Linked DNA regions of Homo sapiens: region 1 is linked to region 2. A link is an interaction called in ENCODE POLR2A ChIA-PET data of the cell type or tissue named here. Cell type or tissue: GM12878. All regions are shown on one strand. Each heading gives the region's core, and the rest is flanking DNA. Links, peaks and the distances in the headings are about the cores only.

Region 1 (6,661 bases), core at 1-5,000, 130 kb before region 2:
ATTAAAAAATTCTCTGGGTGTAGTGGTGCATGCCTGTAGTCCCAGCTACTTGGGAGGCTGAGCTGGGAGGATTGCTTAAGCCCAGAAGGTTGAGACTGCAATTAGCCATGTTTATGCCACCGCACTCCAGCCTGGACAATAGAGGAAGACCCTGTCTCAAAAAAAAAAGAACAATTTAAAAAAAAGTTAAAAGGAGTTTTATTCATATCCTTTTGCTATTTTTCACTAAAACAACACATATTTTACTAAAACAGCATACATATTTTACTGATTTGGCAAGATGTCTTCTATAATTTCTCAACTAACAGTGATAGGTAAAGTGGAAGTTTTGTAGGACATTTTAAGATTCTGAAGATGACAAACTGACTCAACTAAATAGGGAAATGGTCTAAGAAAAAAGTAAATAATTCAGATTTTAAAAAAAATAAATTTAAAAAACAATGAATATTTACTAAACTAGAAATCTCTGAAAAGCCAATTAAAGTCTCCTATTATCTTACCACTAAAATTACTTTCCTATGTGATTAACTCATTTTTGAAAAAATGCTTTATAAATATATAACACTGTATGATACTTTACTTATTTCCTAAGTATTGAAACATTTCCTAAGTATTGAGACCAGGATTTTGCCATTATAAAAATGCTGCAATGAACATGTTTATTCAAAAATATTTTTTCAATATTCAAGTTAATTTTTAAGGATAAAGTGAGTTAGACAGTAAGTAGGGGAGTTGTATCATTGTATTCCAGAAGAGAATGTAGTTTTTATTTAATTTTATTCTAAATTATTTTGTGGTATAAAGAGATTCGGACTAGTGAGGGAGGAGGGAAATACTAGATGAGTGTCTATACAGATGGAATTACATACTCTACATATTTTGTTTTAGTCATTACACTGTAAGGTTCTTGCCATTGATCCTTGTATCTCAGAGCCTAGCATCCTGTACAGTATATAACCAGATTCTAATATGTTTAAGTTGAAATAGTACTAATTTAAGCATTCAAAATAAACCTATGATGAAACATGTTATGGAAATATACTAGTGTCACTGAAATGTTACTAGAAGTATTATTTTGATAAATACAATAAAAATATTTAAAATACATTATTTAATGGTATCATTTTCATAATGCATTCATTCTATTACTTGATCTTGAACACAGTTAAAATATTTGAAGGGGGATTCAAAGAGTTAAGCTTAGATATGCCTAAATGGTTACTTTCATATTGGGTCTAAATGGGCTAGGTGTTGTCTGTGACCATATCAAATTGAAGTAAGAACTATACAAAATTTTCAGATTGACCATATCAAATTGAAATAAGAATTATACAAAATTTTCAGAGTTAATAAAAATGTACTTGATTCTGTTTTTGAAATAGTATAAATGAAGTAACAGCAGGTCTTGTGGTGGTGGTAAATTACAAGATAGTTTCATTGCTAAACATGAAAGATAAAATTACAGATAATATAAATGAGAGAGTGTGTGTACCTGGCTACTTTGAAAGGGATGTGTAATCGAAGAATCAGGATAAAAAGTTGAAGAATAAGTGGAGTGATTTTTAAAATTGATAAAATAGCAATCATAGTTAACATGTATCAATTACTTGCTATAAACCAAGCAACTTTCTAAGCTCTTTTTATATATTAACCCAGTTCTTTCCTCCATAGTCATTAAACCAGAATGTGTGCAGGTAGGAACCAGTTATCTGGGGGATCTTTTAAAAGTATCGATACTTTTATTGAGTTTTATTTTAAAAGTATCGAAACCCCATCTCTACTAAAAATACAAAAAATTAGCCGGGCGTGGTGGCAGGCGCCTGTAGTCCCAGCTACTCGGGAGGCTGAGGCGGGAGAATGGCGTGAACCTGGGAGGCGGAACTTGGAGTGAGCCAAGATCGCGCCACTGCACTCCAGCCGGGGCCACAGAGCAAGACTGTCTCAAAAAAAAAAAAAAAAAAAAAAAAAAAAAAAATCCCCCCGACAATTCCAGTTTGCAGCAAAGTCTGGAAACCACTCAATAATGGTGCAGTATTTATATTCTCGTACTTATTTTATTAAAGTGGAAACTGAGTCAGAGAAGTAATTTGCCAAGGTCAGGGAGCTGCGACGTGATTCCAGGTGTTCTGATTTTTGAGCCGTTCCTCGACCACTGCAATGTCTCCCCAGTGCTTTAGTGACTACTTCCTGTATGAAAGCATTCATACAGGCATTCAAAAGTATGTCTCAGTGAAATAATAGATTGCTACATCACTGACCTTTAGTATCATTTCAAAGTTTAAATTCCATGAGTACCAAGGGTATGTGATGAAGTAATAGCTCTAGCAAACGATTTTGTTCTCCAAATGAAAAACGAATGACTTCTAACAGAGTCCCATTCTGTGAGCTGAGGACTCCTAGTGGGCGTTGTAATAATAACTCTTCTGAAAATAATTTTTCAGATGCATGTATATGCTGTTGTGATTAACAAAATACAGTTTCATTTAAAGTATTGCAAAAGTTACAAGGACTTTTAGTTATGCATTTTTTCAATGAAAAGATTTCCAAAATATCACTAACTGGAAAGAGCCAGATGTCTTGATATTACTCAAAAAAGGCTGTGAACTCCTGCTTTAGACAATCATCTTCAGGGCAGCCATTCTTTTTGACAAGTGGCACCCAGAACAGTTGGACCTACTGAAAATAACAGAATTGTCCTTTAGAACTCAACCAGTAACAGAACTGTATTGATTATGAATAATGCACCTATTTTTATCACAATAAATTTTAGAAAAAAAGGCATCAACCTACAAATGAGCATTTGTAACTCTTGACCAAATACCAAGTGGCAGTCAGCATAAAGTAGAACTAAATGATACAATGTGCACGTTCTTCATGTTGAAACTTTGGCATTCACTGGCTATCTGTAGAAACTGCAAAGCTTATATGTGATGCCAGGCCCCACTTCAACAAAGTTTTTAACCCACCGTTTAAGACATTCACACACACACACACACACACACCCCTCAGGAGTAATATCATGGCCTGCCTCATAGATCATATGCATAATTTCTTTCATCCCTCTGAATACAGTGCCATCACCTCTCTTGGATTGCCTGATTTCCAGTCCTAATCAGCTGACGCAGCAGTCAGGCAAATAAGATTTCTTTAATAAAAGATAGATAGTGATCTATAATGTATAATAATTTTTTTCTTACCGTTTTTTGCCCTGACACTTAAAACTATTTCAATCAGCGCTTAAAGTGTCAGACAGGGGAAGGCAAGAATTTCAGAAAACATTGGGCACAGGAGGGCAATATATGCTGATTTAGATTCTCCCTCTCAGTGTCAAAGGATAATTAGTGAGAAAGACAACAAATGCCTTCCTCGCAGTTGCAATCAGTTAAAACCAGGTAACAAATTTATACATCAATATGTTTGTAAAGATAGATACATATGCATGAATACATGAAACACGCAAAAATAATTTAGTATTCAATCTCAGATACACGAATATACTTAAGAAAGAGAAGTTTTATTAGGGCAATTTCACTTTATTTTTCCATACAGCAAAGTCAACTACTGCAGTAATAATAAAATAAGCATAAAACAAATTGCAGCCCAAGACAAAATACATAATTTTAAGCAACTACAAGCAGAAAGTAAGTTGTGATTACATAATAGTAAAACCAAGCACATTTGTCCTTTCAGCAGATGAAAGTGGTAGGGTTGCTGATAAGTGCAACATTTTTAACCAGCTGGAGTGAAGGCTGGATACACTAATTCTTTTAAACAAGTGCCCATTATCACATTTTGCATTTTTGAGTGCTTCTGAGTTGAAAATTAAAACCATGAAATTTGAACTGCGTTTTATTTTTCACCTGCTGAAAGAACAGGATCCTACAGCAATTAAAAAACAATCACATAACAACTATAGCTACAGTGTGCTGTTTGGTTTGCCTGTTTATGATTTAAATTTTGTGAAAGTCAATACTTGTTTTGAAGATTTTTTTGTGAACAATAAACCACTGAAATTGGCAGAAACTGATCTGAATAATATATGTTCTTAGTATAGTTCTTTCTCTCTTTTTTTGTTGAAGTTTTAAACATGCAGTAGTTTTGAAAAATGTAAGGAATATCTGATCCATGATTTCACCTTAATGGTAGAAGTACCTGCTATTTTTGGTAATGATCTTCAGGCAGATTTGGCCCCATGGAGTTTTTGTCAGTCATGAGGGTTTGAAAGGATGGCGTATCTTTCCAGCTGAAAAAATCCTGGCAAACTACAAGCTGTCCACAAGAAAGCAAAGCAACATGTTTGAAGGGGTATGGAGTGCTAACTCTGTGCCACTTTTGCAAGCAATTTTGCTCAGTCTGTCATTGTATTAGCCTTAACAAAACTCCTTGTAATTATAGACGTTTTTATTCAAAATAAGATCTTACTATTATACAGGTTTCTCTCTTTTGACTATATACAGAAGTGCAAAAAGTCAACCTTCTCCCTAGACGTTCCAACATGCTAAATTGCAGCATAATCAACCCTCAAGAGTTTGCACACACGCTATAATTTTCATTACGTAAACTTTGAGTATTTGGATTATCAACAAAAAGTCCCTTGTTCTATTTATTGATTATGCAGCTTATTTATAACAAGGCCTGATACTCAGGGATTTCAAAAATATTAAACAATATTTTAACATTTGAAATGGATACAGTAGAAAATAAATTTTATTCTAATATCTAGGATCTAGATCTTCTTATAATAACTAATTACAAACAAAATAAATCATCAAAATATTACTCAATTGTCTGCCAGGATTGTTGCGATAGCAACAACTTAACTTCTTACTTAGCAATGATTATATATTTATAAGATATCCATATAAAAGATCTTTGTTCTTTTAATGAAAACTAGACAAGAACTAACAATGACTGACATTCTTACACTGTAATATTAAATCAGTAAAATATAAATCATTTAGTTAACAATACGAATATTCATGTGACACTACATGTAATTCAAAACTGAGTATGTTATGAAGGAAAAACTACTTTTTTTTGTATTTTGAAAAATTCATTGGTAAAATCTAATAAAACAAGTCTATAAACTGAAATGGTATTCAATTGTTAATAGAAAATGAAAATCTAATAAATGTAGGAAATGAAAAACTACATTTTAACAAGAAAAATAAGTAATATTCTATAATGTAACTAACTACAATAACATGTGAAGTCACCATTACTTTCTTAACACGATTGAAATTACATTGGTATGGGTTCCAACCCGTAATGTAATAATCTAAGGCTTTAATAGATGTACAGTACAATCAGTAAAATCAACACATCAGTCTTATATTAGAAAGCATCTCTCTCAAGCATAAAAACTTGCAGTAAACTTGGAAGTATGGAAAGTTCTATAACTGAACTTTCACTTCTCCCATTCCATACTATAACTACCAGTGACCTGGCCCCTACTTCAGCAATTTTTAGAACTGCTGAACAGAGCAAAAATATCCTTTACTAGCTGCAACATCCAAACCTCAAAAAAAGGAATTCCTTTGGATGATTCCATTCTTAAAAACTGAATGCACATCTATTTTTTTTTTAATTTTGTAAAAGGCTTTCTAAGGCTATAAGCAGTTAATCTGAACAAAACAAAACAAAACAAAAATCACATATAAAATTCACCCATGTACTTAACCCACCCAATTACTAGGTTAATTAAACATTTCCCATTTTCATATTTTGGTTTATCATGCATCTGATGACAGTGCTGCTTTCTTCTTTGTTTAGAGTCACTATTTTGAATGTGACTGTGATGAAGCATTTAAGCAAACGTGAAACCATTTTTGCAAAGCATTTATAGTCTTTTGACTTTTGACAGAGGCTATAAATAGAAGCAAAATAATTTCCTCATTTTTTTGTTACTGTGTCTCAGAAATGGCAATCCCTTTTGAATAACATGTTATACAGTATAGTATGCATAAATATTACACTACAATGCATTAAAATAATTTTATATATATCTATTATATATATATCTCCAGTATGTGTGAGTTTATCTGTATTGAGAGAGTTTGTGTTGTGCTGTCTATTGTTACTGTAAAGTTAAATTGGCCATTTCTGAGACAGCTTTGGTTTCAAAAAAAAAAAAAAAGAATGGTGCCCTTTGACTGATTAGTACTAGCAAATATGCAACAAAATGTGGCTCTGAAAACAATAACACTGAAGAAATAATACTCTAATTTGATGTACAGTCTATGGCACTTCATGAGAATCCTTAACAACATGGTACTTAAAGCCATGATGTGCTTTAAAATATACACAGTTGTGGTTTTGCTTGGCACATTCATCTCTGTCAGATCCCTCCCTCACCACGTCTTACAATCTATTACATTAAAAATATTACTCTTAAACAAAAATGACTGTGCATGCACGCTCTCATCTATAATGGCAATTTTAAATACAAGGTGCACCTTTGTTATTTGTAAACCTTGAAAGAAATAAACTTATTTTTAAAAAATTATATCTTGGTCTACAGACGTACCAATACATAATAGAATCATGGTTACACCATAGTCTGTCTTTTCAAGATGGCATGAATATATAGGAAACTAACTAGGTATGCATCTTTGAATGCATAACTCTGTGCTAGAAAAGAAAGACAATGTTGTTCTTTTAG
Region 2 (8,592 bases), core at 3,429-8,428:
ATTCAAGGTTAAACTCTGGCATTCAACTCAGTCCAGGTAACTCTCTCTCTCTTCAGGACTGGAGTCCCAACCGTTGGTTTGGGTTCTGCTTCAAAAGAGAAAGAACACAAGATTGATAATCCCATCATCTGCTTAACAGGGGTTATTTCCACCATCTGGTTTTCCAATGCTAGTCACTGACATCAAGCCAAGACTGAGAAAATTTGCCCACATCTCTGGAGGTACAACCACCCCATATTTGGGTCAGTCCTGATCTCTGATGCCTTCTTCCCCTTTCTCCACTGACCTTTCAGAGAGGTTAAATGGATTTGACAGAGAAAGCATACAGACTGTTCAAAAATGGAAGATCATCTACTAAGATTATATCCATCTCTAAGACTTTACATGTTTATGATTTCACTAACTATGCATCCCAATTTTGTGAATATATTTTTAAAGAAACATTTATATCTATATCAATTACTAAAAGCCAACATTTATTGGAGCTCTTTAATTGTATTAAAATTTATTATCCATGATAATGCAATACAACTGATACTGTTTTTAGTTTAATATGTGTAGTTAACGAACCTCAGAGGGGTTAACTTGCCTGCTGTCACACAATGGAAACCTCAATTTGAAAGTTTGCCCTAAGCCACTAAACTATGCTACTTATCCCTTCAGCACATACATGACATCCTTATTTACTCATCTAAAAGTTATGGTTAGAGTTGAGAGGTAGTGTTATAATCCAGAAAGAGCACGAGTTTTGCTTTGTAGGTCCTGTTGTTTGTGGAAAGTGTGTGTGTGTGTGTGTGTGTGTGTGTGTGTGTTTTGTTTAGTTTCCCAGTAAGACAGAGTTGGGCCTGAATTCTGACTCAATCTTTTTCTAGTTGTGTGACCCTGGAAACATTACATAATAACATCAATAATTTATTGGCTATTTTCTATATGCTAGCCATTGTGCTAAGTGCTTGGCATACTCTGTCTCGTAAAATTAAATCTTCATAAAAACCCTGAGAAGGAGACAATATTATTCATATTTTAGACAGGGTGGGATTATTGCTGAGAGAGGATAGGTCAAATAGCCAGCAAGTGAATGGCAACCCAAAATTGAGTTGGAAGGAGGTGCAGACAGAATCCCCTTGCTGGTACCAGGCTATGAAAAGGGTTAGGACTGATTTGAGAACTGGCACTCACTGCCAGATTTACAACTAACAAGGACCTCTAAGGATGGATGGACTCTGGAGCCACACTTCCTGAGTTTGAATCCTGTGTCCAGCTGTGAGGCCAAGTTTCTCTTGGTATCAGTTTCCTCACTTGTATAGGTGAAATAATGCTAACTACACCTCAAGGTGTTTTTGTGAAAAATAAATAAAATAATCATTGTAATGGGACTGAAGGTAAAAGGTAATCCATACATTACTACCATTAACTAAAGACACCATTTTAATTTTGAATAATTCTGATTCAGTGAGCTTTTATTTCCACCTAAAAATAATAAACAGGAATATTTTGTTTTTGAAGTGAAACAGTCCCTTAAAGTACCAAAAATGTCACTATCTGGGCTCATCCCTATATTTGCCACCTCTTTTAGCTGCTCTGTACACACTTTATTTTTAAATTTATTTTCTACATGGATATGCCTAATGAGGCTGAGAAATTTATTACAACAAAGGAAATAATCGTATCATAAAAGGCTTATATTTGACATTACTCAATCTCAATTATAAACATTCTCCTCATTGCCTACCGGTATGGACAGCTCCCATGCTCTCCAAAAACAGAACAGAACAGAAGGGAGAGAGGAAACAATGGGAATTGAGCAGTACTAGTCTTATGAACAGAGTGATGGCAGAAATTCTTATAGAAATTATGACTGCGATTGAGACCTTATTTTGAGAATTAACACTCACTTCTAATACTTTCAGTGATTAAGTACTTCATACTGTTTGTGAATTAAGTGTTCTAAATTCCCACTCTAAAAGTACTTAAACTATTTTTTAAAATTAAACTTCCAAGAAAGAGAATTCATAATTTACATTCTTATATTTGTTTCATTTCTTGTCCCAAGGGAATTTAAGAGTTCTAGAAATAGAAAAGACAAAATGCACTCTATAGACAAACTTGCAAATAATGCTAACCACTAGCTTGAGACTGTGCCACACATTTTAAAAAATTATAAACTCACTATAAGTGTTAATAAAAGCATGAAAATTTCACTTTTCTGTTTTTATATATGAAAGAATTACCCATTTTAATGCACTTCAAAACATTTCATTTAGTTATACTTTGAAGTCTAGAGGGAATAAACTTGAATGTTTTCATATATGAATAAAATGCTTTGTTAAACATCTTTTCATTTTAAAAAATAAGCATCGTACAGTTTGTGTCCCCTCATCAATTTACCCAGACCTTCAGGAAAGTGGTATAGGTGCAGGCCTGCTGCAGTCTCCTGTCTGGAGAGAATTAGAAGAGAACAATGCAGATGGACCCTGGCCCACAGGTGCCTTTATACTGGCTTGGCTTTGTCTATGCAGCACTGGCTGCTTTAGGTGGGATCAGTGGTTATGCAAAAGTAGGTTCTGTCCAGTCCCCTTCTGCTGGATTCTTCTTCAGTGAGTTAGCAGGCCTGGATGCTTCTCAGCCATCACGGAATCCAAAGGAACATTTGAGTTCTCCCGTTTACATCTGGGATCTTGCTAGGTATTATGCGAATAAGATTCTAACACTCTGGAACATTTACGCTTGTGGGTTTAGTTGCAGGTGCCTGCTGATAGTTTCCAAACTTGGAAGTATGTATGGTGAACAGATCCTGTCAGTTGTAGCTATGTCTCAGCTTGGACTCATGAAGAATTAAAAATCTCCCAACTTCCACTATTTTTAATATACTCTGAGAAATAAGTCTATAAATTCACATAGTCTGATATTTTACTTAAAAAAAAAATGGAACTGAACTTGGCAGGAAAAAACTCAGTCATTGTCATTACAATCTTACAGAGGTGGCAAGTATACACCACAAGAGATTACTATTGTTCAGTTTTTGCATGTTGATATTATCTCCCCTTTTTCTTTTTGAGACAAGGTCTCACTCTATTGCCCAGGCTGGGGTGCAGTGATGCCTGCAGCCTCGACCTCCTGGGCTCAAGCAATACTTCTGCCTCAGTCTCCTGAGTAACTAGGACTACAGGTGCCTGCTACCATGCCCAGTTTTTTACTGTTGTTGTTGTTCGTTTCTTTATCTTTGAAGAGACAATGTCTTGCTATATTGCCCAGGCTGGTCTTACAGCCTCAGGCAATCCTCTGGTCTTGACGTCCCAAATTGCTGAGATTACAGGGATGAGCAACCATGCCTGGCCTTTTTATCTCCTCTTTCTGTGTCTATAGGTAAAATCTCAAGGTAGAAAATAATAGATGTCAACACTGGGGAATCTGAAACCTCATGCCCTACTCAGAAGAAAAACACGAAAGAAAAAGCTCTTTGAGATTTAGGGTATCTGTTCTTTTGCTCATCTTACAGCACAGAGCTACTCTGAAATTATGTTAAATGAAATATCAATAAAAATAAAGTTTACTAAAAATAAAAAGCATCCTTAATAAACACTGTCAAAGATCAATATTTTTCATTTTGTTCAGCTATGAGTAAACATTTTCCTTCATTTTTAAAAATTAAGTTGCATTTTTGGCCATTGAAATTAAAGGGCTCCAATGTGGTAGTAAGCTAATAGCGTTAATTTCAACAAGGGGAAACCATTTAAGGAATTAAGTTAATATTGAAAAGAAAACAAATGGGCGAAAAAAAGAAGACCTAAACTGACAGTAAGGCCAACAATGATCTCATATTAGAAGAGGTGTCTTAATATCACTTCACAGATTACTGCCTGAAAATAGAGGCGGGGGAAAAAAAAGAAAAGGAAGGGGGCACTGAATAACAGCTGTCACAAACTCATAACACTGAAGAGGTGTTTTGTATTGTTAACTTAAGATGCTGCTGATCTCTCTCCCCTACCCATCATACACACACACACCCTTACCACCTCTCCACAAGTATCCTCCATTCAGGTTATTTATATCCATATGTAGTGAATTTTTTTCCCAAAAAGTTTTTTTATTTTAATTTTTTTCCCTTTAAAATCTAAAAATAAAGCAAGAAATCACCATAGTTAGAATACTAAGCAGTAACTTTTGACAAAGGACAGTAATGCATCCCTAGCACTACCAACTAAGATTTGAACTGCTCTTCTAATTCCTTTTGAATTAATTATGGATTTAAGAATTTCAGCTTGAAGAATTTGAAGATATATTCATTAAATGTTTTTGGTTTTAAATATTAACACAGAGGCAAATAAAACATCGGTATTTGAAAAAATAATTTCTATTTTATCTTTAACCATTTTAATTCTCAACAAGATTTCTCTTACTAGATATACAATGCAGATTGTGAAAAAGTGCTTCACAGAGTCCGAATAAAAAAAATTGAATATTTAAAAATCTGTTCCATGCCAAATTTAATATAAATAAAACTAATGTGAATCTCACACAAAATTCCTATAAGAGTTTTTAATAAATAGTTCCCTAAGACTCATATTTTGGTTTGATCAAACACAGAGTTTCCCAAGGACATTCTTTAACTACTAACTTATATTAAATCCATAGCTACAGGGTTTTGTTTTTAGCTTCTAGAACGGCTTCCTAGAGAAATCAGAATCTTACCTTTACATATCTTCTGGAGAGGTTTCTTGGTGCTTTGAAAACTCCTGAGGTCTATGTCAAACAGCCATTCTCTTCCTCCCAGAGTCTTAGGGGCTTGGAGAAATCCCAACACCTGCTGCTACCACTGAGTGTCCAGGCTAGGAAAGTTTCAGGGTTTTGACAGCAGGATCACTGAGCCACAGCCAAAGCTTGGGAAGCCTTAACAACTGAAAGCAAGTGTAGAGGGCAACATGGTACCCAGCACGGTGCTCAACTGTAGCAGCAGGGGGAGGAATATTCCCCGCTTTCACAAGGGTTTAGAGGCAGCCATCACAGAACCCAAGGTTCTGTCAATGGACAGGGCTAAGGAAGTGGAGACATGACCACGCAGCACAACACCCTGGGAGAAGAGGAACAATTGGCACAGAGCTCAGGTAGTGCTTGAAAAGAATCACCAAGATTCCCGCCAGAACACAAGAAGCAATGGAGAAATGCAACAAAATACATGGAGATAGGCCATTCTAGCATCCCATACATAAGCCAAAAACACGGATGAAGTGGGTATGGAGATTTAGTTCTAGAAAGAAAAGTAAGGAATACATATTATAGCATGCCTACGGCATTTATGGTTAAAAATCTAATAAGTGACATAAAATTATTATATCTTGTCATCGCAATATTTAATTTACAAATACAAAAAAAAAATCCCAGGGTGCTGATCCGCAAGGCAGCAGAAATTAAAAGGCAACATTATTGGGAATTAGATGAGAAAACGGAAAGACAGAGAGAAGGTTAAACAACTGATTTTTAAATTGATAAATAATTAAAATTGTTTTTAGTAAGTACAATATACATTTTATCAAACTTATCACTTTCTGTTATGATCAGATGAGGCAGACGGAAGAAATTCAATGAGATAAGAGAAGAATACAAAGAAGAAGCAAGTAGATAAGCAGTGCAGAGATGAGAAGAACAAAAGATGGAAAAAGAAAAAGGATAAAGAAGAGGAAGGACAGAAAATATAACTAATTTAGTTAGTTGGTGTTTCTTTTCCTTTTTTTTTTTTTTTGAGATGGAATCTCACTCTGTTGCCCAGGCTGGAAGGCTGGATTGTAGTGGCGCAATCTTGGCTCACTGCAACCTCCACCTCCCGGGTTTGAGCAATTATCCTGGCTCAGCCTCCCAAGTAGCTGGGACTACAGGCGTGCACAACCACACCCAGCTAATTTTTGTATTTTTAGTAGACAGGCCTTCACCATGCTGGCCAGGCTGTTCTCGAACTCCTGACCTCAAATGACCCACCTGCCTTGGCCTCTCAAAGTACTGGCATTACAGGCGTGAGCCACCGTGCTTGGCCAACTAATTTAGTTTTGATGCACTGTCAGATAGACTAATCACTGTCTAAGATTTTCCTGAATCTCTGCTTCATGTTATGCTTTTCAAGGAGATGATAATAGCTTGTTAACCACCATTCACAGCTCTTCAACTACTCACAAGCCTTCAAGAACTCACCTTAAGGAGCCCACTGAATATTAAATATTAAACAGCTACAAAAGAGTGCTACTAAGACAATTTTGCTTTGATGAGCTGGATAAAATCAAGTCAGAGGTTCAGTATAAACTCTGACAGGACTTTAATAATTCCTAATATGTATGAAATGAAAATGAAAATGGTCAAAATCATTTAGGAACTCTCAATTTTTCAAGACTCGAAGCAAATTAACCATGGACTTTATACTTGAAATTAGTAAAGAAGAAAAGCTATTGCCTAAAAGCAGTTATGTGTGTGTAATTCTTGACTTCGGATATCTAATTTCTTCTATTCCAAGGTATTTAGTTCTAAGGTAACTAAAATAGTAACAGTAGTCTATTTTACTTTGAGACAAATGGTTCAAACTATCCTGTGTTGGGAAAATTGATTTCTCCCCTCACCTGCAAAATATATATTCTAAGTGACACAGGAAATAAAAGCTATCAAATAGCTTGTGCAAGGTTTACTTCTGTCTGATAAGTCACTAAGAGTTAGACATTGTTATAAAATGAAGTAACTCCCACCTTATGACATGTTAAGTACTGCCTAAGCAGTTAGTATTTTAAATTTGAGGGAACTGGGATTTTATAAGAGAATGAGGAATCTAAATTTTCCTTTAAAAATACTTTTTCATCTTAGAGACAGTGCCTAAGGTTAGATTTTGACTTAAACTAAACTTAATTTTTTAAAAATATAATCATGTCAATGTGATAGGTTTGAATGCAGAAAGATTGTGTAAGCCTCTATGGCAGAATCCAAATGGAGGCTGACCTTTTTTTAAAGGTAATAATTTGACTTTAAATAAAAAATTAAAAATCAATTGCAGTTTGTATTCTGCACCTATGCTCTTAATCCCATTGGTGAAAACCAGTTTTTAACAATCTAAACAACAAAAATGAAACAAACCCCCAAAAAAGTGGAAGAGAAGTAAATAAACATTGTCAATCAGAAATTGTAGGTTTATTCACTTATGAAGCTCTTCAGATTACATTTTTGAATAAAAATTATGTTGTTATTAAAGTATCTTACATAAGATCAGATCATCTAAACAAAGGTTTTCATAACTGTTGTTAAGCATCGCAAGGGGAAAAATTTTTGATGAATGTGCTCACAGTTATATTTCCAGCACCTAGTTTGCCTAGCAACATAGTAGGTGCTCAATAAACACTTACTGTCCGGTAGTGCCACATGTGGAAAGGCACTCTTCATGAAAAAAGAAGAGTTGAGGAGAGGGGGTTGGTCAAATGAATCTGTTAAAAGTTGAAGTTAAACAAGTCTGTTCCCCCATGACTTGGCAGAACCTTTACTATGCCACTGTAAGTTCCCAAACATAGCTCTTACCGTTTTTATGGGATACCTATTAACCACAGAATAATAATTCTAAGAAAATTTGACCTACATCTCTATGATTAACTTAAAATTCTTATTTCTTCCAATTTTTAATTGGACAAAAGTAAACTATTGACATGTTTGTGTCTGATGTAAATCATAAAAGGGAAGATAATTTAAAATCCTATAATCTACTGTTGTGAAAAAAAAAAGGTGCTCAATTAGAATTGAAAGGAGGAACAACTGCTTTCATATACCACAGAGTTATTTTTAAAAATCACTGTAGGGCAAGTCAAAAACAAGAGTAGAGATTAGTGACTAAGAAGTTACATGGAAAACTATGCTCCATCTACTGAAGTACTGAACAAACTTCAATATTAGTATTTCAAGTAGTGAAGCAGAGAATAAATGAGAACTTTATGGAACATATACAGAATCACAGATCAGATCACCAATGTGAAAACCACGGTTCCTCTCTAAAACAGTTTCTAATGTACAGAATACCAAAAGCCATTTCCCATGGATGTCATCTCAGGCCTTGAGCGAGCAGGCCTACCCAAATGGTATCTTAGCAAACTGGCTCCCCAATTGCCTTATTCACTCACCAGCATCCATTAGCCAACTCCATGCTTTATCTTCCATAGATAAGATACAGCTTCTTCTTGCCATGGTGCCATGAAAAGGATCCAGAAGGTTCCCCTTAAACAACATTTCCTGAGTGACTGCTGCAGCACCAAGAGTAATGGATATGCCAGGTCAGCCACTTTTCCTTCCCAGCAATATTAGCAGCAGCAGCAGCAGCAGAAGCTGGAGCAGACCATTTAGACCCATCTCCTTGCAGGATGCTAGCCAAAGCATTCTTATTTACACCTACAGAGAGTTTGCCCGTACGTCTGCACCTTTTTCAGAGTGTCAAAACAGGTGTTTTCCTGTGATCATACTGAAAATCTGCTCCCCAAACGAGGTGATGAATACACTGTTACTATGAAATTCTAAGTTTCTAATTCTATGGAAAAACATGCTCTTAAAAGTTTACTTTATTATAAGGAAGACTTGATGAAT

Evidence for each region. Peaks named below come from ENCODE experiments on the same cell type or tissue, not always from the same donor. Only the 100,000 strongest peaks of a DNase experiment are listed, where the experiment ranks them.
Region 1: POLR2A ChIA-PET joins it to region 2 with 6 read pairs; 2 of 35 experiments call an interaction of 5 or more read pairs at or near these places.

Annotation. Positions count from the first base shown.
Region 1 is chr3:152,462,615-152,469,275 of GRCh38, reverse strand. MBNL1 (muscleblind like splicing regulator 1) reads right to left here. Exons shown (of 10, transcript NM_021038.5): 10 at 3,496-6,661. Among named protein-coding and RNA genes, the nearest start is that of MBNL1-AS1, 200 kb to the right of the region's middle. In GM12878, for the core only: a CTCF peak has its summit at 2,397; no DNase peak of the experiment used is centred there.
Region 2 is chr3:152,334,774-152,343,365 of GRCh38, reverse strand. The region is part of intron 2 of MBNL1 (muscleblind like splicing regulator 1); the gene reads right to left. It also overlaps the pseudogene TMEM14EP. Among named protein-coding and RNA genes, the nearest start is that of MBNL1-AS1, 69 kb to the right of the region's middle. In GM12878, for the core only: no CTCF peak of the experiment used is centred there; no DNase peak of the experiment used is centred there; H3K4me3 peaks cover 477 bases; H3K27ac peaks cover 1,190 bases.